Linked DNA regions of Homo sapiens: region 2 is linked to region 1. Evidence: chromatin loops called from intact Hi-C (ENCODE). Cell type or tissue: PC-3. All regions are shown on one strand. Links, peaks and the distances in the headings refer to the core of each region. The heading gives the core; the rest is flanking DNA. Region 1 has its middle 34 kb from the start of LINC03055. Region 2 overlaps RREB1 (ras responsive element binding protein 1).

Evidence for each region. A loop is a pair of places that touch in the nucleus more often than their neighbours do. Peaks named below come from ENCODE experiments on the same cell type or tissue, not always from the same donor. Only the 100,000 strongest peaks of a DNase experiment are listed, where the experiment ranks them.
Region 2: a loop joins it to region 1, with 6 times the contacts of the local background. A loop is called at or near these places in 9 of 110 quality-filtered maps.

What each region holds. Positions count from the first base shown.
Region 1 is chr6:6,913,728-6,925,189 of GRCh38, forward strand. No RefSeq gene overlaps it. Among named protein-coding and RNA genes, the nearest start is that of LINC03055, 34 kb to the left of the region's middle. RefSeq lists an enhancer at 5,075-5,124. In PC-3, for the core only: no CTCF peak of the experiment used is centred there; a DNase peak (open chromatin) is centred at 5,094; H3K27ac peaks cover 1,538 bases.
Region 2 is chr6:7,108,231-7,119,692 of GRCh38, forward strand. The region is part of intron 1 of RREB1 (ras responsive element binding protein 1); the gene reads left to right. Among named protein-coding and RNA genes, the nearest start is that of RREB1, 6.0 kb to the left of the region's middle. RefSeq lists silencers at 500-989, 1,010-1,099, 7,226-7,520 and an enhancer at 10,758-11,333. In PC-3, for the core only: no CTCF peak of the experiment used is centred there; a DNase peak (open chromatin) is centred at 4,851; H3K4me3 peaks cover 1,790 bases; H3K27ac peaks cover 1,836 bases.

The sequences.
Region 1 (11,462 bases), core at 3,726-6,225:
ACCCGACAGCTGATCACTTTCATGGGGAAAGAACATCACTTTTATTTTATTTTGTTTTATTTTTTAAAAATTATAAATTACAAAATAGAGACAGAGTCTCCCTATGTTGCCCAGGCTGGTCTTAAAACTCCTGGGTTCAAGCAATCCTCCCACCTCAGACTCCCAAGTAGCTGGGACCACAGGCACGCACCACCACGTTTGGCTAGTGTTTTTAAATTATTCCTGTAGAGACGTGGGTCTCGCTCGTTGCCCAGGATGGCCTCAAACTCCTGGGTTCAAGCAATCCTCCCACCTTGGCCTCCCAAAGTGCTGGGATTACAGGTGTGAGTCACTGCACCCAGCCAAGAACATCATTTTTACTAGTTAAGATACCAGAGGGAGACAAACTGAGTTGATCTGGAAGCTTTCTAGACAGTCACTATCAGAACAAGATGCAAAACCCCAAGCTCTGCTGTTTCTAGATTATTCTTTGGCACATGTAACCTCTGAATCTCTCATGGGAAAATTCAATCCCTCTGCATTTTGCCAACCCTGAAATTGACTCAATCCCATTTTAAATGTTCACTCTCCCACCCCAACCCCTGCAACTTTCTGAATAAGTTAATTTTAACAAGGGGAATTTTGCTTTTCTTGTTAAACACATATGTAAAAGATGAGCTGTCTAATTGGTGACAGGTTATTCCAATATTATTGTAACAAAAACCATAGATCTCAGCTATTGTAATTCTTCTAAAAGTGTATTTTGTTTCTAATATTTCAATATAAATCTTTCAAGTGTTTGAGACACAGTGCTGCCTGCAGACAATTGAGGATGGAATATACAGACAATTAGACCTTACCCCTTGCAGTTCAGCATTCACTTTGGAAATAAAAAGCCTTTTTAAAACATTAGTATTGAAACAAGTTTGGGGGGCAGGTACTTTCCTTTTGCATTTATTTATTTATTTATCTATTTATTTATTTATTTATTTATTTATTTATTTATTTATTTGAGACAGGGATTCTCTCTGTCGCCCAGGCTGGAGTGCAGTGGCACAATCTCTGCTCACTGCAACCTCCATCTCCTGGGCTCAAGAGGTCCTCACACCTGAGCCTCCCGAGTAGCTGGGACTACAGGCCTGCACCATCATATCCCACTAAACTCTTATTTATTTTTAAACAGAATTATAACAGTAGTTTAACGGAGACATTTAAAAATTCACTTAGAATTACACCAATCTGACAAATAAGTTCTTGTTATTTTCCCTTCCAGACGCACACATAATTTCCCACCTCTGCAATCCTATCCTGTATGTTTTCAACACTGCTGAATAAAAATATCATTAGTTTTTGTGCATATTATTAGTAAGGGCTTGTTTCTCCTCCAGCTAGCAACACCTAGTAGCTGGGTATCTATGCATCATATTGGGTGCATAATAAATATGCACCTCAATTCATTTGAGGTGCATCTGATGAGTATTTATGCTTTTAGCTTGGTCACAATTCTTTCACATCCATTATTTCATTTCATTCTTACAGTAACTCAATGAGGTTTTATTATTTTCATAAATGCAGAAAATAAGATAGTAGGTTGTACTGTGGCCAACAGGGACAGCTTTTCTCTAAAGGATCAGGTAGAGAGTGAACTCTGCTGGCCATACGGTCTCTATGGCAACTACACAGCTCTGCCATTGCCCTGGGAAAGCAGCCCCAGACCATATGCAAATGAGTGAGTAGATCAGTGTTCTAATAAAACTTTATTTATAGATCCTGATATTTGAAGTCATATCATTTTATGTATCATGGAATACTATTCTCCTTTGATTCTTTTAGACATTGAAAAAATGTAAAACCACTCTTAGCTTGTGAACAGTACATAAACAGGCGGTGGCCAGATTGCCCCGCCTGTGGGCAGTAGTTTGCCAAACCCTGGCCCCCTGAATTAGGATGGACCATGAAAGAGCTCTAATTGGATTGTTTCTGCTTTCATGGGTGAGAAATCCCAGCCTCCAGAAGGCAGGTAGTTTGCTGTGGCCGGGTAGAACTAGAACTCAGATATTCTGAGTCTTAGTTCAGTGCACTTTCCACACGAAGGCACTGCTTAAAATGAAAGCAAATAAAAAGCCAGTTAAAGAGAAAACTGCAAAAACTGCTCAGCATTTCACCCAAAGACAAGAACACCCCGTACTGGCTGCTCGGCCGTTGCTACTTTTGCAGACAGCTTTTGGCATGCTTTCAGAGGGCTTGAGAAATGATCACTGGTTAGGCAGAAATCGTTCCAAGAAACAGACAGTGACTTTTGCTCTGCTACTTCCTTGCACTATTACAATTTAACTCCTCTTCTGCCTGAGTTATGAAATCCGTAAAATAAGGAAATTGATATTATCATTTTACCGTTTACGATAGTTTCACTCTTTATACCAGCTCTAGCAGTCCAAAAATACAATTCCACTTTTTCTTTTCCAGGTAAGGGCTAGCAAAGTGGTTGCATAACAACCACGACAAAGCAGCTGAACTTTCTCCATCCCTTCTGTTTGCTGGAGCTCTGAGTTTCCCCTAGCCTCTTTCTCTTTGTTCTCTACTGTTTCAGTAGGAACAAAACCTCACTAGCTGGAGGTGATAAGGCAGAGGAAAGGTGAGTCCACCCCTCCCAAAAATCAGACATTCTGACAGCTGGAGTAGAGACCACGGCTGTGTGTGTGTGTGTGTGTGTGTGTGTGTGTGGGTGTGTGTGGGTGTGGGTGTGTGGGTGTGGGTGTGTGTGTGTGATGCCACACTTCCACATGCCTGTGCTCATGGAGAGAAAATGGAGACAGAGTTAAACTTTTGGGAGGAAGGAAAGCAGAAGGAGGCAGGCAGCACTTGGTATAACAGAGTAGAAGTCTACCTAGCCATAAGTTTCACCTTGCCACGTGGGCAGAGAAAAGAACACTCTGGAAGTTCTTTCCTATTCCCTGTACTGTTGCCTCCATTAGCCTCTTACTTGATTCGTTCTCAGTGGCCTGCCCTGTCTCTCCGGCCTGGCTGCCCTGAGTCATCAGTCCAGACAGAAGGCCCTGGGGGCCAAGTCACTTCCCAGGCCTCCCTAGGCCCCTCGTTTGTGCACTGTGTGCTTGGTCCCACCTCCCCTGCAGAGCACCCCACCTGCGTGCTAGTCCAGTGTGGGCCAATGTGTGAGCGTCTGCAGCCTCCCCTCCTGGCCTGAGAGCCCCTGAGACCAGGGACTGCATTCACTGGACCCATCACTGGGTGCCAGCCCCTAGCAAAATGCCTGGAACACAGCAACAGAAACTGTTAAATGTTACAGAGCAAGTGAGCCGGGTTCCAAAAATGAAAAACTGAAAAATAGAAACCCACACTTTCTAATGAAGACTCTGTGTTGGTCACATAGGGCCTGCTGCCCTGGTGGGAAGCTGGACTGAGCTGGGGTCCACTGTGATCTCCAGCAGGGCAGAAACAGCAAGGGCCTTAGGACTCAGGTAATAAACAAGCCCTGACCTTCTGGGGGCGACAAGGATCATTAAGGTTATTCTCCCATTTGCCCACGTTCCACCTGGTGGAGGTGCTCAGTTGGCGAGAATCTTTGGCTCTCCTAAGACCCAAAGGCTTCTGTGAGGTGAGTCAGTGGGGAACGTGGCCTTGTCGACAGAGTGCACTGGCATTACCTGAGATGAGATCCGGGGGGAGTGGCCACAGAAGTGAAATGAGTAGCAAACTACACAGCCTAGAGTCATGCCCACAAGATGTCCTTTTTCCTGCAGGTTCTCCATCCCTAAAATTAACATTGTTACCATCTTTCTCCCACTTCACCCCTCAACTTGGAATATTGTCTAGCAAATACTGCATTGCTGCTTTATTCAGTCACTTTCTTACATTACCACTTTCAACATTTATTAAGCATCTACTATGTGACAGTCACTGAGCTGAGTTCTATGGAGAAAAGACAGAGGAAAAGCAGATTGGCTGCCCCAGAAGCTTGTAGTCAGTCTGGGGAAGTGGAGAAGTTAAATTACCCATTTGTAATCAATAGAATTTTATTAGGCACCTATTAAATGCCAGACACAATGAGAAAGTAGGTTAAATGAAATAATGAAGCCCATAATCCAGTAAAACTGATAAACAAATATGCAAATAGCTATGATACATTATAAGATGCAATATGGTTGGAATAAATGGGTATTAAGCATAAAAACTTCAATTTGCCTGGAGGTTGGGGAAGCCTTCACCATATGAGTTTTTAATTGAGCCTTGGAGAATGAGGGGGAAGCAGTGGGGGCGGCGGGGAGAAGCAGAGGGAGAATTTGGAAGGAGGGGCCTTATGGACCAAGTGTATAGATTCGGTAAGAACCCAGGCCTAAAATACTATTATTTAGAGAATGCCAAGTACACATGGGCTTGGGGGAACCTGGCAGAAAACACGGGAAAGGGGTGCCAGGCTAAAAATAAAATTGGTAATGTACCCCACAAGCAATGGAAAGCCAAGGAAGGCTCTCAGGCCAAGGAATGCAACCACCATGCTCAGGTTGAAGAACAACCATTGACTGAAAGAATTAAAGGTCAGTGTGGGTGAAAAACCAAGTTAAAATTCTAAAGCAAATATTTTGACTCCCATTCAAGTGCTCTTTCCATCACACAAGTCAACCAGGACAAGGCTCAAAAAGAAGCCACCAATCTTTGACCACTGGAAAGTAGCTGGGACCTTCCAAAGGAAGAGATGGGAGGCGAAGCTGTGAGCACAGAAACGTGGGAAGTGACATGTATTCCCAGATAGTGGCCTCTTCCAGGGCAAGGACCATGTCTTACCAATCCGTGCATGGAAGCATCTTGCAAAGGCAGGTGTGAACTCCCTGGGGAGGATTCTCTAGAGAATGAGCAACTGCAGGCTGAGCAGGAGCGTGTGTGTGGGTGTGGAGAGAGGTATCCTCCACTGCGCTGGTCTTTCATGTGGGGTAGCCGAGATCTCCTCCTCACCGCCATCTGCACAATAAGCCTTTGCAATTTCAAAGCACCATCCCACGTTTTCTCACATGTAACTGGCTGGTGGAGCAGATGTTGATGGGGAAGTCCTGCTGAAATGACTAATCACTGTCGACTGCACTGGAAAGAGAACCCAGGCTAGAAGCCAAATAAGGCAAAATGACATCACAGCAGCTTAAGAAAGAAAGGACCATTCATGTCTGACAAGTGTGTGATATTTGCGACTCAGAGCTTTATTAACAGCGACGGGGCCCCAAAGCATTCCTACTTGTCCATCATATAAAAATTTAACAACAATTGGATTCCACAAGTCTTATCAAATACACACACAGACTGTAGTAATTAAGATCCTTCAGGAATTATATTTTACATTTAGTCCTACGTCTAAATTGAAAAAGATTTTCAGATCACTTTCGTGTGCACTGTAGGCTCAACTGTTTTTTGAAACTGCTTTACAATAACACAAATTGTGAGTGTTAACATAATAGATGCAATAATGTCTAATACATTGTTGCTAGGCATTTACAAAAAAGCCAAGCGCTATTAAAGTATGTGGTCAAAAGATTACAATGTAACTGAAGCCACATAATATGTTATAATGAGTATAAATTATGCATTTAATTTTAAAGGTTAGCTATATGTTTAGTAGAGTGCTTTAAAAGCAAAATAATCTGATGACATAAACTTGAGTCATGCAAAAGCAAGTTGGTAAATATCGCAAAATATGATGGAGAACAATTTGGTCTCAGCTCTGGACACCCTAGTACTTTAATTGATAATGTGTCTTCTGGTTTTTTGGTTTAGGATGTTTTGGCATAAATGAAAAAAAGCAAATCAGAAACTTGTTTTATTCCAAGCAGCTGGGGGTGTAGATCTTGACTGTAATAGGCCACAAGGGTCCAGTTACACCAAGACCCTCAAAGAATTCCAAACCTTATTCAGACTGGGCATGCTCTAAGCCACCTGGTAAGGGTCACTCTGACACAAAACCTAGGATTCCTCTTGTTCCAGAATCCCTGAGCTTACCTTGGAGAAAGCAAGGGTGTGTGTGTGTGTGTGTGTATGTATGTGTGTGTGTGCACGCATGCCCATGCACACCCATTCCTCTTTAACTCTGCTTTCTTAGTCAATTGCAATATCCCGCCAAGGCCATGTTAACTCCTCCCTGCCTCTAATGTGGCTCTTTCCTACTTCCACCCAGTGCTTCTGCGACGTGGTTTATCTGCCTCCTTTACGGGAGACAGGGCATTTCAACTGGTACTAACCCTATCAACCATCCCTCCTCACCGGTCCACCTCCCCGTCGCCTCCTTCCAGCGGCATCTCCTCACCCTGCCTCATGCACTGGGGCCACCTCTGCCAGCTTTCCATCATGCAGACACCTCCTCTCCCGCCTCTTTCTTCAGCTTCCTGCCTCTCCTTGGAGAAGACATCTCCTTCCTCCTGCCTTGTCTCCCCTGACCCCCACCATTCAGTGGTGACGATGGGTGTGGCCGTCCTTCCCTTTCAATTCCAGTCCGAGTTCTCTGCCAGTAAGTGGCCTCTCCCTATGCCACCCATGTAAATGACACTTATCAGAGTGTTTCTGCATCATACCCAGCCTGGCCACTGCCAGCGCTCACCCAAGCCTAACTCAGCACCTGCTCCCCTAGCAAATCACAACCTTTCCAAGATCCACCTCTCCCCAGGGGCCATCTTGTTCCCTAATAACCTCCAAATTTCTGATCTCTGTTCTCACAAGGTCCTTCAATTACTCAACCTCTTTATACAACTGGCAGCCCTTCAACCCTCTCCTGGCTATACCGCCAACTCATTCTCTCTGTAACTCACAGCCAGTGCTACTGTTGCCCTTATCAGAGCTCTGCATTCCTCCTACCAATGCCAGTATTTAGCCATGATGGCCAGGTCCCACTCTCCCATTGGTTATGAACTCCTGCCTTAAGAACTCCTAATAGAGTCCACTGTGTTGGGAGTACTGGGTACCTGAGCTGTGTGGTGATACTGAGTTGGGGCGCTCCTGGGCACCACGGCCTCCTCAAGTCCACATGCAGGCCCCTGTGATGGGAGAGAGGCCTTGTAAAGACCCACTCTGCAAAGAAAGGGAATGAGGCAGACATGCCCTAGAGATGACAGAGCCTGGGCCAGTGCATGAGGAGCTGCCAGACAGCTTTCAGGTTCCCATGATGTCAGCCTCCACTTCCTCCTGTTGAGCTCCCCGTGGGTCCCCTGACACCCTACAACAAATCCCACTTCACTTAAGCTAAGTAGGTTTTTGTTTCTCGCCACCAAGCCATCCTTGACTGAGATACCTTCAACACAGCTGCGGGGTCGTCCCTCCCACCCACTTGCTCAGTCTTTTCCCCTGCGGAATCTGCTTGCCTGTTTCTATTGATACAGGCACACACCACACAGAGCCTTAATTTTCACTTGAACAAATGCTGCCTGGCTTTGTCCCAAAGAGAACAAGAGGCAGCCCCATGACTTAATCACACAACAGGTGAGCCAGTCCGTGCCAACGTTTACACCAACTTGTCTCGGACCTGCTGGAGTTATCTGCCTGCCGGAGTTTCCTAACAAAAATCCTAATCACTGGCATTAAATTGTGGAATATCCCAGAAGTTTGCAGCACCCCGGCTCCACAGCAGCAGGAAGCACTCCGGCTTTGAGGGTAGAGTTGTATGCGGAAGGATGACCACAGGGTAAAATGTGTTCAAGCAAACATTCTTCATCTCAAATCACTTAGAACTTCAGCAATAAGATGAATGGTTCCTATGGCAATGGATAAGCCCCAGGTGCCAGCAGAAGACTGTAGCTTTCTCAAAACTCCTTAGGACAAGGGTACCTACTCTCTATCACCCCTGTGCACTGGCCACATTTCTTCTTTCAGCTTTGGTCAAAAGTAAATGTTCTCTTGCACATTTTATGACATTGTCTAGAACATTCTCTTCTGAGACAAATTCACTTCTTTTCCTCTTGGGGGTTTCTGAGTGTACGCTATCTCGTTGTTCCTAAAGATAGGATGCGCCTACAACAATTTTGGATTTTTCCTGTCCAGTGTTGCAGTTTGGGGATATGGAAGGAGGTTGTTCCCATGTGTTTCATTTGATTTGGATCATCCTGTCTTCCTCTCGCTCTCCCTTGCCCTTCACTCTTCCCAAGCTCCCATCCTGTCGTTCACGTTCAGATACGACACGAACCGTCACACAGCTTGTGGATGTGAATGCATCCTTTTAGCAGCACCTCTAAATGAAAGGGGCACACTCGGGGAAGCACTCAGTTCTAACAAATGGAAGGTGGTCTTCCCCGCTGGACAGAATAGACTGCTTTGAGAACCCAGGATCATGTTACACAGTGATGTCCACTGTGTATCCTTTCCTGCAGCCTGTCCTTTGAGGGGCCACACTTTGACATAAAGACTGGTATGCCACATTAGAAAGAGCAAAAACATGTTCTCTATGTTCTTTTTTTAAAAAATTTTCTGGTTGATTCACAGAAGCAGTAATGACCATATGTATAGATATAGCTTCTATGGTACATATTTTTTAATGTGAATAAGAAATAAAGTGATACTGATGGGAGCATGATTTGCATTACACATATTGTCTTAGTCCATTTTGTGCTGCAATAACAAAATATCTGAGACTGGGTAATGTATAATAAACAGGAATGTATTGGCTCATGATTCTGGAGGCTGGGAAGTCCAAGATTGAGAAGCCAACATCTGGCAAGGCCTTCTTGAGTCATCCCATGGCAGAAGGCAGGTGGTAGGGGAGCCCTGACTTGTTTTTTTAATAAAGAACCCACTCCCAGGATAATGAACCCACTTCTGAGAAAATGGCATTAATCCATTCATGAGAGTGGGGCCTCCACGACCCAAACACCTCCCATTAGGCCCCATCTACAAACATCACTGCATTGGGCTTCAAGTTTCCAACACATGAGCTTTAGGGGATATATTGAAACCACAACCCTATCATGCTTGGTTTTATCATGATCACAAACAGGCACTGGCACTGTGCAAGGAAGAGAAAAGGCTGAGTGCATTCATAGGCACGTTTGGTTTAAGTGGCCGATGGTCCAGGCGCCATCTTGCTTCTCTACTCTCCACTGGGGGCCATGAGCTTTGTTTGCTACAACGTACTTTCCTTATTTGTAAATACATGGATTTTTATTTCCCATCTTGTATGCTGTATAGGCTTTCTCCTGTGATATTTAGGATTGTTTTTGCCCATTTTGATTAAACAATTCAGTTTTAAGTTTTCAGTAACAAAATATATCAAATACCTTTACAATGGCAATGCCTGCAAAAAACAAATAATTTGTGGGAAAGTGTCTCCCTTTTTTAACCATTGAAATAATTATTTTTTTATCAAGTTGACACTTAAGGAGCCATGAAAAAGAAATAATCATTTTTTAATTTAGATTTTCATAACCCAAGGTTTCTTGGGAATGTAGCCATGGCCTTATTGCAAAACAGAGCATACCATGAAATCTCAGTTATCCAGAACGGCATTTTCTAGTTAAGCAAACATTGGATGTACTATATGCAAAGAAGACTAAGTTAGCAGTCAGGATACCTGACAATCTATCAGGGCATCACTGCCAGACAGAAATACTGCGTGCAGAGACTGTTCCTTTTGTTCTAATTCTCTGTACGTCAAGCTACCACCTGCCCACGTCTCTGGCATAGCACAGCAAGATCAGCCCACTAGATGGAAGGGCCTTGGGCAAATGACTGGCCCTGATTTTTAAGCCACGTTCCTTCCAGTGGAAAATAATTTCACTAACCTAGAAAGGTATTCCGAATTTATTAACTAAAATATTAGTTTTTCAAGTGTGCACCTCAGGATTGGATTAGGGAAGGAGGCTGAGGTGGCAAAGATAGATGCAGGAAGTACGAGGAGGCTGTTGTGATAATTCAGAGGTGAAGGTGGCTTGGACCAGTGCACTGAGGATAAAGAGAATTCGGATTAGGTGGGTTACAGATCATTGACATTTTCATATAGAATTAGGTTAAAAACCTTATTTGGGCTCAGGGACACTTTTTTTTTCAGTCAATTTGGTTAGCATGAGTCAGACCTTTGGTCAACATTTAACTGACCAAATCCAGTTTCAGGACCTAAGAATTCAATGGTTCCACTGGGAAAAAGCCCCAGGAAGGCTCTGCCTGTCGTAGACAACAGAAGTCTCCCTTACATTCCATTTCACATGTCTATATAGGTATATATGTACACACACACACGGATGTATCGTAAAAGCCACAGAAGATTCACGTAAAATGTTTATGGACCCTGGATATACCTCACAGAAGAGTTTTCTGAATTAAGACTTCACAGAGGCAGTTGAACAAGAAGAAACATGAGCTTTGAAGTCAGAGAGACGTGCCTATTACTAGCTCCGTGACTAGCGAAGATAAGTTACTCAGCCTCTCAGCCTTAGTGTCCTCATAGGTAAAATGGACACAGGATCTACCATATGGCTATTGTAAGATAAAGTACCTAGAAACAGGCCAAGCATGTTGGCTCACACCTGTAATCCCAGCACTTTGGGAGGCCAAGGCAGGCGGATCACCTGAGGTCAGGAGTTCAAGACGAGACTGGCCAACAGGGCAAAACCCTGTCTCTACTAAAAATACAAAAATTAGCCAGGTGTGGTGGCGTGGGCCTGTAATTCCAGCTACTCGGGAGGCTGAGGCAGGAGAATGACTTAAACCTGGGAAGCAGAGGTTACAGTGAGCAGAGATTGTACCACTGCACTCCAGCCTGGGTGGCAGAGCGAGACTCCATCTCAAAAATAATAATAATAATAAAGTACTTAGAAACATAATAGGTCATCAACAAATAGTAGTTGCTGTTTGATTCATTTTGTTGGCTAAAAATAAAAAAATTATTTTGTGATTATTTGCACTCTACCTGCCCTCCTCTCTCTCCTGCTCCTGACCCACTTAGAGAAAGCATTAGGACCACCATCCTTTCCCCATTCTCTACCTTCCCCTCCCCTCTGCTTTGTCTATGTGGACACGGGGGTGAATCTGGGTCTCTTCACATGGGTTTCTGACAGGTGGTCCACTATAGAGGGAGATGGCCAGTAGGAGAGAAGAAAAGGGATTCACAAGGTCCTGCAAAATCACCAAGAACTGGGAAAGATTCCATGTATCCCTTTCCTGCCACAGCCCAGATGGCAGTACTGTGACTTCCCTGTCCTTGACAGCAGTTCACCCATGACGCATGCCCATCTGATTTGTGGCCAGGTGCAGGGAACACACAGAAGAGGCCACTGACCCTCCCATCTGTCCTCCATTCTTGCCTCCAGACCCCTGGAGAATCAAAAACCATGGCCTCCAGGCTGTGAGGAAGATGAGCGCATCTCAGCCCAGGTGCTCCTCAGCAAGACGCAGGCTCAACGCTAAGAAAAACTGGCGTCCTCAACTCCTCCTGTCTTTAGGTTTTCTTAGGGGATATAAGATAGGACTCAGACCCACGTGCCTCAATATAAAATGTAAATTAC
Region 2 (11,462 bases), core at 3,856-6,355, 190 kb after region 1:
CACTCCGCGCAGCGTGCGCTCGGGCCGGCGGGGCGGCCAGGGATGAGCGGGGCAGCCCTCTCCCCTCGGGCTGCGCGCCGGGCCATTCCTCCTCCTCCTCCTCCTCCTCCCCTTCCTCCGCTCTTTTCCCTTTCCCGAGCCGCCGGCTCTGCCAACCAGCTCCCAGCGCGAGCCGCCGCAGCGCCCCGCCAGCAGGACCTGATGCGCATCCATATTAGCCGTCCGAGCGCAGGAATCCGGCCCGACCCGCGCCGCCGAGTTTATTTTTAACCAGCACCGCCGGGACTCGGATGGTGCGCGCACCGCCGGCCAGAAACATCTTCCCAGCGCTGCTCTCCATCTTCCGCCCTCTCTCCCTCGACATCCTCCCCCCCATGTGGGAGGGGAAACTTTTCTCCTACATACTTTCGAGTCCTTCTCGGGCCGGGAAGCGCGGAGATGACGGCGCCCGCCCTCCCGCCGCCGCCCTAAGGTATCCGGGGGTGCCTGCCCGGGGTGCTCGCGCGGGGGTGCCTGCTCGGGGCTGCTCGGTGGGAGCATCCGCCGCGCCCTGCTCTGCGGACTTTGAACCTCCCGGGCGGACGGCGCCGGCCGGGAGGGGGCCGCGGGCAGCCCCGCGCCCTCGCGGGTTCCCGGCTGGCGGTCGTGGTCACGCCGACCACCGCCCCGGGGGGCCTGGGGAGGAGGGGACCGGGCCCTAGCCGTGCGGGCACGTATTGTTCCCTCGCCCTTCCGTTGGCGGGGTGAGTGTTTTCGTGGGAGCCCTCGGTGTGGAGCTAGCCTGCCTCGCGGGCGGGGGGGGTGGGGGGCTCGGCGCCGTCACGAGCACAGGAAGGAGGCCGGGAGCATCCGAGGCGGGGCCGGCCGCCGGGGCCCGCTCCGCCGCCCAGCTGTGGAGCGCGCTCGGAAACTTTTGTCCGCCGCCCGCTGGACCAGTTTTTCACGAGTTCTGGGGCTTCCCTTCCTCCTCCCATCCCGGCCCCCGGCGTCTAGCTGGGTGGGGGGAGGGGGCCTGTTGCTGCCCCCCCCGCCCCCAACTTCCCGCACAAGCCTTGGGCCGGGCCCCCCGCGCCCCCTCCCCGCTCGCGGTCTCTTAGGAAACTGCGACCTTAATGGTTGCTAAGGAGCAGGGGAGGTCCTTCCCGTCGCCGACCCCCTCCCTGGGAAGCGGCGTGTTTTCTGGACCGGGCCAAGGGCGCGTCGAGGATGTGACCTGCTCCGCGGCCGCGCGTGAGTGCGGGGCGCGTCGGCCGAGCCCACCGATGGGCGAGGCCACCTTTCTCTCCGGGCGGGGCGGGGAGCTGGGGGACGCGGGGACCCCACGGGGTGCGGGCCCGGGCCGCTTGACAGGCGCCGCGTGCAGCTCGCGCCCCTCGGCCGCCGTGCATCCGTGATGGGTTATAAAAGAGGAGGAAAGTATTTCTCCTTGCTCAGCAGATTTGCCCTCCCTCGCTCCTTACTGGTTAGGAGATAGAACGTGAGCCCAGATCCGGACGAGCAGTTCACATTCCATTACGAAATTCTACACGGCTTCAGAGCCAGCAGCAGCACACATTCGGGGCACTTTGGAGGGGTTTTCTTCGTTTGAGGATGCTCCTGCTGCTGCTGCTTGTGATGGTGGTGGATGTGGAGAGAGACAAAAGGGTGAATAAAAAAATATAACGTTTTGGTATGTTGAAAAACCTGTCCGGGGGTTTTCATTAGTAGAAAATTGAACCCTCTTAGAGTTTAGATTTAAGCTTAGCTCTTTAAAAGCCAGTGGAAATAAAGTTTGCCTGTTGAATGGTGTTGCTGGAAATAGCGAGGAATTTCTGTCTTAAGAAGAAATGATTTCTGCAAAGGCAGAGTTGCTAGTGCATCTCCATTATTTTTGATATTTTTTTTCCCCTTTATATATGTAGTGGACCCTGCATGTGTGCGAGTTGATTCTGAAATAAGTTTAATTGAAGTGGAAGGTGGGGAAAAGAGAACTGCCAAGAAAAGAATGTGGTTTAGTTTTGTTTTTTCACACCCATGAAAATCATCCTCTAGATTTGGTGCTTTTTCAAGTAGGCAGGTATAGTTTCTAAGACATATTTCAACCCGGAAGTCTGAGTTAGATAGAGGCCAAAGTGTTGGCTAAAACCTCTTTGAAAAACAAACGTTGAGTTTTGTGCTATCTTCAAGAGTCCACAGAACTTCTGAAGGAATGGGTTCGAGCTACTCTACAAGTAATTTATACAAAGACAGAATCACTAATTTTAGGGGTGGTGTGTGTGTGTGTGTGTATGTGTTTACCTCCGCCCTTTGGAGGGAGCCTTCTGGGTACCCGCTGATGGGTCCTGCTTTGATGTGCTTTGAGCTTTGGTTACACTGATGAATTAAACATTTGAATGGCTTTAATCAAGTTTTAAATGTGTTAAAAAAATACCTTTCCCCCATTTTTACAAAAGAAAAGGAGAGAAGAACTCTTTGATTTAGTTATTTGCTTAGCTTGTGCTCCATTTTAGGTTAATGAACTTGCATTGTCTTTGTCTTAAAAATACTGCTAAACTGGTTGCATTTTAGAATGTCTTGTTTTTAAAGAGGATTTGCTGGATGTGTAATACTCTTAAGAAATGCTGCCGATGCTTACCGTTTTGTGGAATATCATTCTCTGGGTTTTTCTAGATACTGCTTTATTTCTCATCAGAAAATCAGACTCTAAGCCCTTATGGCAGACAAGTATTTGTTATGTGATGGGGAACATGCGTCTTATTGAGCTGGTACAGGTAGTGCATCCATTCCTAACTAGTTACATCATCCAACAAGCGACCTTTTGATTGAAGGGTCTTTTAAATTTCTTCGGGCAGACTCCCAAGGCCTTATTTGTATCCAACACAGGTACAGCGTGTTGAAGGAAGAAAATAAACCTACACGTATTAGTCCAGCATCTGATCAACAGCAGTTTATTGGTTACCTGCTGTGTGCCAGGCACTGTACAGTGTAGCTGCCTTAGGTCGTTTTTGCTCTTCAATTTTGAACTGTTGCGTTATTCCACTTCTGAGGTCAGTTAGGAAGTCTTTGCTTGCTATCTTATGCTTGCTTGCTAACATCATTTATCACCTTCAGCTAAGGAAATGTCCTAGTTAATGAAGTTTTAAAATGCTACCCTTTTAGGATTTTGCTCAGCATAATTAATATAAATTTAACTCCTATAAGAATTGGTTAAATATATTCTTTGGAAACAGAAGTGAATTCTTTTGATGTTTCTGTTCATTATCCTTCTGAAAAGTAGGTGGTGCTTAGAAGGTCATAGGATAAGGGTTGCTAAGCAGCTAAACAGAAGGATGCTAAAATTAACCAAAGCATTTTTGAAAGGGAGTCATTCCCTGTTTTACATTATTTACTAGGTTTAGTTAATTTCTGAATCTTCTATGTCCTTTGACCTGGGAAGGTAGGATGTTAAAGTTTGTTTTGGTTTTGTTATTATATTTAAATAATCTCTTTCTTTTGTAAGTGTCTTTAATTGAAGTTCAGTACTCTATGACCAGCCTTGTGGTGTCAGATGGCAGCTTGTCTGGTGGACTTCTTGACTATTACCAGTGTGTTCAGGTTGAACCTTCCTGAGGATTTGTGTGTATAGTACCCTCTTATTTCTAGTATTAATAACTGATTCCATGGTTTGTTTTGGAAATTCTGCATAATCCATAAAGTTATGTCTTTTATTCCGCATGAAACAGATTTGTATTCAAAGATAGAAATGCAATTTAGTATCAGTAGAAAGTATGCAATGTAGTCTGTCCTGATAAGGGGACAATAGCTTTCTTTCCCCCTTTACTGAGATTACCATTCCCTTAGATTAGGTTTTGATAGGGCTTCTCCTCCATTTCATTCCACCTCCCTAGTGCAGTTTATTCCGCCCAGTTCATAGCTATCTTTTTAAAAATAATTATATTAGGTTCAGAGTATCTTTGGAAGGACTGGCCAAATGTCAGAAAACAAAAATAGGTGTGATGTACATTACATTTCTGCCAAAAGTATGTTCAAGTATCTTGAAGTTTTTCATTGAGATAAAATGGTTGAAATCTAATTGAAGCCATGATGAGTAACTATCATCTCTTGGTTGAATGGTAAGCCTGTTGTAAGCCAAAAGTTTCCCTGCTTCAAGGTTAATTTCTGTACATCTGACCTATTGAACAGGCAGTGTTGAGTCATATTTTTTATGTCCAAATATAATTAAGAAATTGATAAATGTATTTTCTTTCTGTTTCTTTTCTCTCTTTCTTTCCTGATTTAGACAGTGATTTTTGAGTAGAAGTAGCCATGGCAGTTTTCAAAGAGCAAGGGTCAGACAGTGATTTCCACAGGGGGGTGAGGGTTGCAGGGTTGCAGGTACCTTATATCAAAGGTAAAAGGTACACCGTATGAAACCCAGAGGGAGGCATACGGTGTGCTCTCTGAAATGCATCACTTATTTTTCATTTCCCCCACTCCCATAGAAGGCAGAATACAGAAAAGAAAACTACTGTTGTTTTCATTACTACGGAGGTAAAAGAATGAGGAAGGTGGAGAGGGGTTTTTCCTTTTTTGTTAGCAGTCCTGTCGGCAATGTCATCGACTGTGCTCCGCCCAATTTCTCTTGTCACGTTCTCTGGTGTTCAGCGTGGTCTGAACTGCAGCCGAGTGTAGCTGGGGATTGCACTCTGCCGTTGGCAGTGGCGGGTTGGGGTGAAGCGGATGGGGAGGAGGAGACTGGGAGCGATCGGTGCATCTTATTTCTGGTGGGACTTCAAGGGTACTGAAGTTAGCCAGTCTGCCCATCAGTAGAGGTGGCTGACTGTGAGTAGGTGCTTCAGACGAAAGCATGGGAGAGGGTGGAGATTGTTTGTTCAGTGTGATTCAAGCCAGTAAAGCTAAGAGAATTCGAAAACCTCTGTGAAGTCCGGGGACTGGGGACTGGGTCCTGACTGCTCCTGCAGGGATTCACCTGAGGGCTTGCAGACATCATGAGGGTGGGTGGAGAAAGAGAATGAAAACCCCCACAGGCATTGTCAGACAGCCAGAGTGAAGAGAAAACGTCTCAGTGGGGGTAATTAGATAAAGCTTTTAAATGCTCTATTTGTTTTTCTCTAGTTTGCTTGGTATTTCATCTCTTTCCCCCTTTTCAGAGACTATGGGATAGAATTGTTATGAAAGTGTCTGATACTTCTGGTGGTTTAATCACTTTAAAATTTTTCTTTTTCATTCAGATATACCTTCTAGGACTTAGTTAATTTCACCCTGCTTTTGTGGAGGCCTTTAGCAAAGATTCCACGTTCATGCTGAGAGGAACACTGTGGGAGTTGGGTGGGTATGTTGACCCATTTTACAGCTGCGCGGTGGTCCACCCGGGGGCTGTTAATGAATCAAACTTGGAACCCAGAACTCCTAACTCCAGCCTAGCCCTGTAGAACAGCTGCTTTTTAGAGTCAGTTTGACCTCAGGAGGACTTAGCAGCATTAAATATATACTGCCTATTTATCTCCATGTGTATGGTGTGTGGTTTTTAAATAAGACCAGATCCTTTTCAAAATAAACCTAATTGAGTTTGAAGGTATAAGGAAATTTTAAAAAGCACTTCTGCTCTTGGTAGCATTTCTGTTGATGAACTGTGATGACATGTATCTTTTTAGTAGCCTTTCTACCTCATGAGATTGTTGTAAGGATAAAGTAGATGTTCCAGAAAGTCAAAATCTATAAACGGAAGAAAGTGGTATATTTTGAGCTCAGGAAGCTTTGTGGGTATCCATTCTGGATTTCCTTTCCAGAATTTTGCACACCTCCATTACCTTAGTCAAATTTTGCCTAGGAGTTTATGTTCAGATTGGGGAAATGCAGCACTTTGTTTTTGTTTTTAGTGCTGGGAGACTAACAGGACTAGCAAATTCTTCTTAATGTGGTTCACTTAGGTGAGGCAGAGTCTTGCTGTCGCCCAGGATGGAGTGCAGTGGCACAATCTTGCCTGTCTGCAACCTCCACCTCCAGGGTTCAAGCGATTCTCCTGCCTCAGTCTCCTGAGCAGGTGGGACTACAGGCACACACCACCACGCCCAGCTAATTTTTGTATTTTTAGTAGTAACAGGGTTTCACCATGTTGATCAGGGTGAGGGATGAGTTTTAAGGAAAAAGCTGATGACAAGCTTGGGGCTTACTCTTTGAAGAAGTGGTTCTCAACCTGGTGGGTTTGCCCCCAGGGGACTTTTGGCACTGTCTGGAGACATTTTTAAGTGTTTCTGGTGGGGGGGGGGGCGGCAGCGGGGAGCTGCTACTGGCCTTTAGTGCATAGACCCCAAAGATGCTGTTCCACATCTTGGAGTGCACAGAACGACCCCCATACGTCAGCAGAGCTGAGGTTGAGAAAGCCTGCTTGAAAGGTACAGTAGTCGTGGCCTGGGTCTCATCTACAAGTCCACTGGGTGCGCTGCCTGTATTGCATGCGATATATTTAGAAATCTGAAATTCCATAAAGCAAGTAAGCTCTTATTTGCCTCTGAGGTACCATGGTTGGCAAGTTCGAAGTTTCACAGAAAATTTGGGGTTGAGGAAAATGTTAAGTGGCATTAAATATATTTGAAAACCCCGTAGTAAATGAAAATTCTAGAAGTCATCTACTTCTAAAACAAACTAGATTCATTGGCTTTGTGAAGCTGTTGTGGTCGATGGCTCAGCTTTCCCAGTCACCTCTTCAGTTATTTGGGAAACTTGCTCTGGTGCTGTCATCTGCAGCCTCCTTCATGTTCTAAGTTATGTGGAGTATACCTTTTTTTTTTTTTAAGTGTTTGAACTAGCCCTTACTTGCTTAACAGTTAATGTTTTTGCATTCGTAGTCTCCCTTGTTTTATTTTCTCAAGTTTTTGCAAAATTCTTACATAACCGTCTGCCGTTTTTATAGGGCAGTGTTTCTGAGCCGGGTGCTCTGTCCATACATCTCCTCTTGAGAGGGTGGATGGCTGCCAGCTGCTGTGGTTGGGAGGGATAGGGAGGGAGTAAGGGGATGCAGGGTAGGAGGCGGTGATTATTTTTATGTTAAGGGACCCCAGGCCTCAGACCAGAAATGTCTAATATAGTGTCAGGAGTGATCTTTTAGCCAGCAAGTGTTAACTGATCTGACCCTTGGCCTTCCCCCCCACCCCCCAGCCTATCACACAGACAGGAGGTAAGGAAACCATAGAGGGGAGAAGAAAACAGGGAGACAGAGATCGAATTCCAGAAAAGGAAGGGCTGCCAGTGGTAGGCAGAGTCACCCCTAGAGTGGCCTGGGCTCCCACTTTATAGACATGTGCAATACTTGAAGATAGCTCTTTTTACATCTAAACCAGCGGTTAGTCAGTGTCCCATTGGTGTCAGTCGCACTGATGGTGCTCAGGGCCATTGCTCTGCAGCCACCTTTGCAGTCCCATACGTGGTAACGAGTCCTGTTCCTGCAGAACGCACTCTGCGTTCTGGTGCTTTTCTGTCTTCTCGTCTAACCTATAAACTGCCAACTCCCAACTCTATATCTCCATTTACAACTTCTCCCAAGCTTGAACCTTTTGTCACCCTGATCACCCTGCAAGTACCTTACCCTGCAGGTACTTGTAAAAATGAAAGTCCTCTCCCTTCCTTCTGGAAGGTGATCACCATCCACCCAGCCTTCTAGGCCAGGAGTCTTACTGCCGTCCTGACGTATGTCTGTCCTGCCCCAATGTTCGATCAGTCACCAGGCCCTCTGCAAAACCACACTCCAGTCTGGCCCTGGCATTGGCTGTTCTATCGTTTCTGACCTAAGGCCCTCATCAAGTCACAAACGCCTCCCAAGTTAATTTCCTGCCACCAGTTTCTCCTTACTGCAGTTCATCCTCCACTCTGCTGCCAGAATCATCAGAACTAAAGCCGTGCGTGGTGTTTGCCTGCTTAAAAACATCTCTTGGCTCTCTGTTGTCTACAGGAAGAAATCCAAACTCCTTAACTTGGCATACAAGGAACTTCGTCTGCTTCCAAGCTGAATTTCTAGTCTCAGCTCTTGTCACTCTCTTCTACCCCACTGCCACACTGAATTGATTCTTACTGCCTCCTGTTGCCTGGATTGTTCATTCTGTTGCATCCCCATCCCCTTCCTTCAGCAATAAAAATTTTGTACTCTTTTTTTCAAGACCCAGCTTAAATACTACCTCTTCTATGGAGAATTAGCTCTTCTGTTGTGAGTAACTTTTACCCCCATCTGTCAAGTCTTGTCTGTTGTAATTTATCTCTTAACATGTTTCTCTCACTTCAAGAATATTTTCCCATCTCCTGCACCTAGAACGATTGCATAGTTGGTGCTCACTCACCACTGTGTGTTGATTTCTGATACAAAAATGAGAGTTTCTGAAGATTTTGGAGAATAGCCACATGTAATTTGGAAGCTAAGGCCTAAATAGTGCTACAAATTCAATGAAGGAAATAGACATGAACTAACGATTTCAGCATACCCATCATGCAGAAGGTGGTGCTAGGTGGGAAAGAATTAAGTTCTTTGGTGGGAAAGAATTTTGAATTACAGAAATTCTAAAATAAAAGTTGGCTCAGCTTAATGTAAAAGTGAAAAAAACTCCTTGTTAATGCCTGGTTGCACTAAAAGCTGTCACACTGGGGCCTTTACTAATTATAACCATTTTTCATGGCTCTTGATTTGAAGTTTACATTAAATAGGAGAGATGGGCACACAGATCAAAGACCAAAATCATTTCAGAGCTCCAATGTGTGGGCCCATTTTCTCTGCTTAGTTAGAGTTTTGTTTCATTAGTGGTATGAGTTAATAGGAGTGTTGGTCTGTGTATAATTTAGCTTCTCTTTTTTCCATTACTCGTAGGATTCAAAACAGAATACCAAGCCAGAAATCTACAGGGTATAAATCTTGCTTTATGTGTTTGTATGTGTCTGTGTATGTGCAGTATACACGTGGTAATAGTTGATTTTAGATCATATTTATAAAAATAATCATTTTCACTGTTTTAAGGGAGCTCCCTTTATTCTGACACTTCAGTGTAAAAAACAAAACATTTCTCTGAATATACAAAATCAAAATCTTAATTTTCTCATAAAAGAGGTAGATATGTCTTCAGAAATAGGGGAGATAACCAGGAAGATGGGGTGGGTGTTCTGAAACACAAAGGTGAACCATGTGAATAGGTTTCCTGTTTTTTTTTTTTTTTTTTTTTTTTTTTTTTTTTTTTTGAGACGAAGTGTTTTACTCTTGTCACCGAGGCTGGAGTGCAATGGCGCAGTCTTGGCTCACTGCAACCTCCGCCTCCCAGGTTCAAGCGATTCTCTTAGCCTCCCGAGTAGCTGGGATTACAGGCGCCTACCACCACACCCAGCTAATTTTTGTATTTTTTTTAGTAGAGATGGGGTTTCACCATGTTGGCCAGGCTGGTCTTGAACTCCTGACCTCAGGTGATCTGCCCACCTTGGACTCCCAGAGTGCTGGGATTACAGGCATGAGCCACCGCGCCCCACCAGATTTCCTTTTTAAACAATGAATTTTTATTTTTTATTTTTTTGGAGACAGGGTCTCTCTATGTTGCTCATGCTGGTCTCAAATTCCTAAACTCCTGGGATGGAGCAGTCCTCCTACCTCAGCCTCCCAAAGTGTTGAGATTACAGGTATGAGGTATGAGCCACTGAGCCTGACATGAATTTAAAAAAGCAAAAAGAAGAAAATGACATAGTGTGTGGAAGTTCTTGGTATTTTTTATACAAGATGAAATCCTGGTTGATTAAAAATATATTACTATAAATATTTTTTAACAAGTGCTTATCTGCTAACTAGAGTTTAGGCTCAGATTTGGCAGATACATTCAGATATAATATTCTAACGTAGTTTTATTTATCAGGAGGCTCATATATTTTCCTCTTCAATACAGAAAATAGTTTTTTGTTTTCTTTTTGAGACAGAGTCTTGCACTATCTCCCAGGCTGGAGTGCAGGGGTGGAATCTCAGCTCACTGCAACCTCCACATCTTGGATTCAAGCGATTCTCCCACCTCAGCCTCCTGAGTAGCTGGGATTACAGGCGCATGCCACCACACCTGGCTAATTTTTGTATTTTTAGTAGAAACAGAGTTTCACTATGTTGGCCAGGCTGGTCTCAAACTCCCAACCTCATGTGATCTGCCCGCCTTGGCCTCCCAAAGTGCTGGGATTACAGGTGTGAGCCACCGCTCCCGCCCAGAAAATAGGTTATTTTAAAGTCAGTTTTTCCTTTGCTTTAGGAATTTTAAATGTTTTGGAGGATAATTTTATAAAACTAGTGAACATCTCAAACAGGTTTTCTATGGCTTGGTTAGTTAAATCTGTATGTATTTGGCTAAAGTGTTCTATTAAAAGTTTAAAACCAAGTATAGTTTAAAGGAGGCTTAACTTGCGTGTCTCTGAATTTGATTTGTATTTAAATCATGAAAAGAAGGTTTCTGAGAACCATTTGTTCAAAAGCTTAATAAGGCTTCACAACCTCCTGTCCTGGAGTGTGATTCAGTATGAGATTTAGCGTCCTTTTGAAAATAGTCAGTTTTTCACCACCAAATTTGCCAATCCCATGGTGTTTTTTTTAATTTTTTTTTTTTTTTTTTTTTTTTTTTTTTAGAGACAGGGTTTCACCATGTTAGCCAGGCTGGTCTCAAACTGCTGACCTCAGGTGGTGCACTCACCTCGGCCTCCCAAAGTGATGGGATTACAAGCGTGAGCCACTGCACCTGGCCTCCCATGGTGTTATTATTTTTTTAACATTTACAGATTTTTATTGATTCAATACATATTTGAATATCCACTATGCAAGGCTACTGTGTTAAGCACCAAGTTTACTGGTATGGGAAAGATAGTTGAAAGCCTCGTAGAGGATATATTGCATCAAAAGAAATGGCAGGCGTGGTGGTTCACGCCTGTAATCCCAGCACTTTGGGAGACCAGCCTGGCTAGTATGGTGAAACCCCATCTTTACTAAAAACACAAAAATTAGCTGGGCGTAGTGGCGGGCGTCTGTAATCCCAACTACTCAGGAGGCTGAGGCAGGAGAATCGCTTGAACCCTGGAGGCAGAGGTTGAATGAGCTGAGATCGTGCTACTGCGTTCCAGCTCGGGTGACAGAGCGAGACTCCATCTCAAAAAAAAAGAAAAGGACACGTGTTCAGCAACTAAGAAGTCATTTTTATATACACGTGCTAAGTGCCACCAGTGTGTGGCCTTTGTGTGTGGGGGAGGAGTGAAAGATGCTGGGAGGCCGGTCAAGGAAGGCACCTTGTGGAAGTGACATTTGAGCTAATAGCTGAAGGATGGGTGAGAGGAAAGAAAAAGCGTCAGAAAACGGCTTGTACAAAGACCCTGAGGTTGGAGAGAGGTGTGCGTCCAGGAAAATGAGAAAAGCACAGTGTTTGGAGGAAGACAAGACACAGAACCAGTGAATTACAGGGATGGTGCGGTAGATAAGGGCTAGAGCAGGCTGCTAG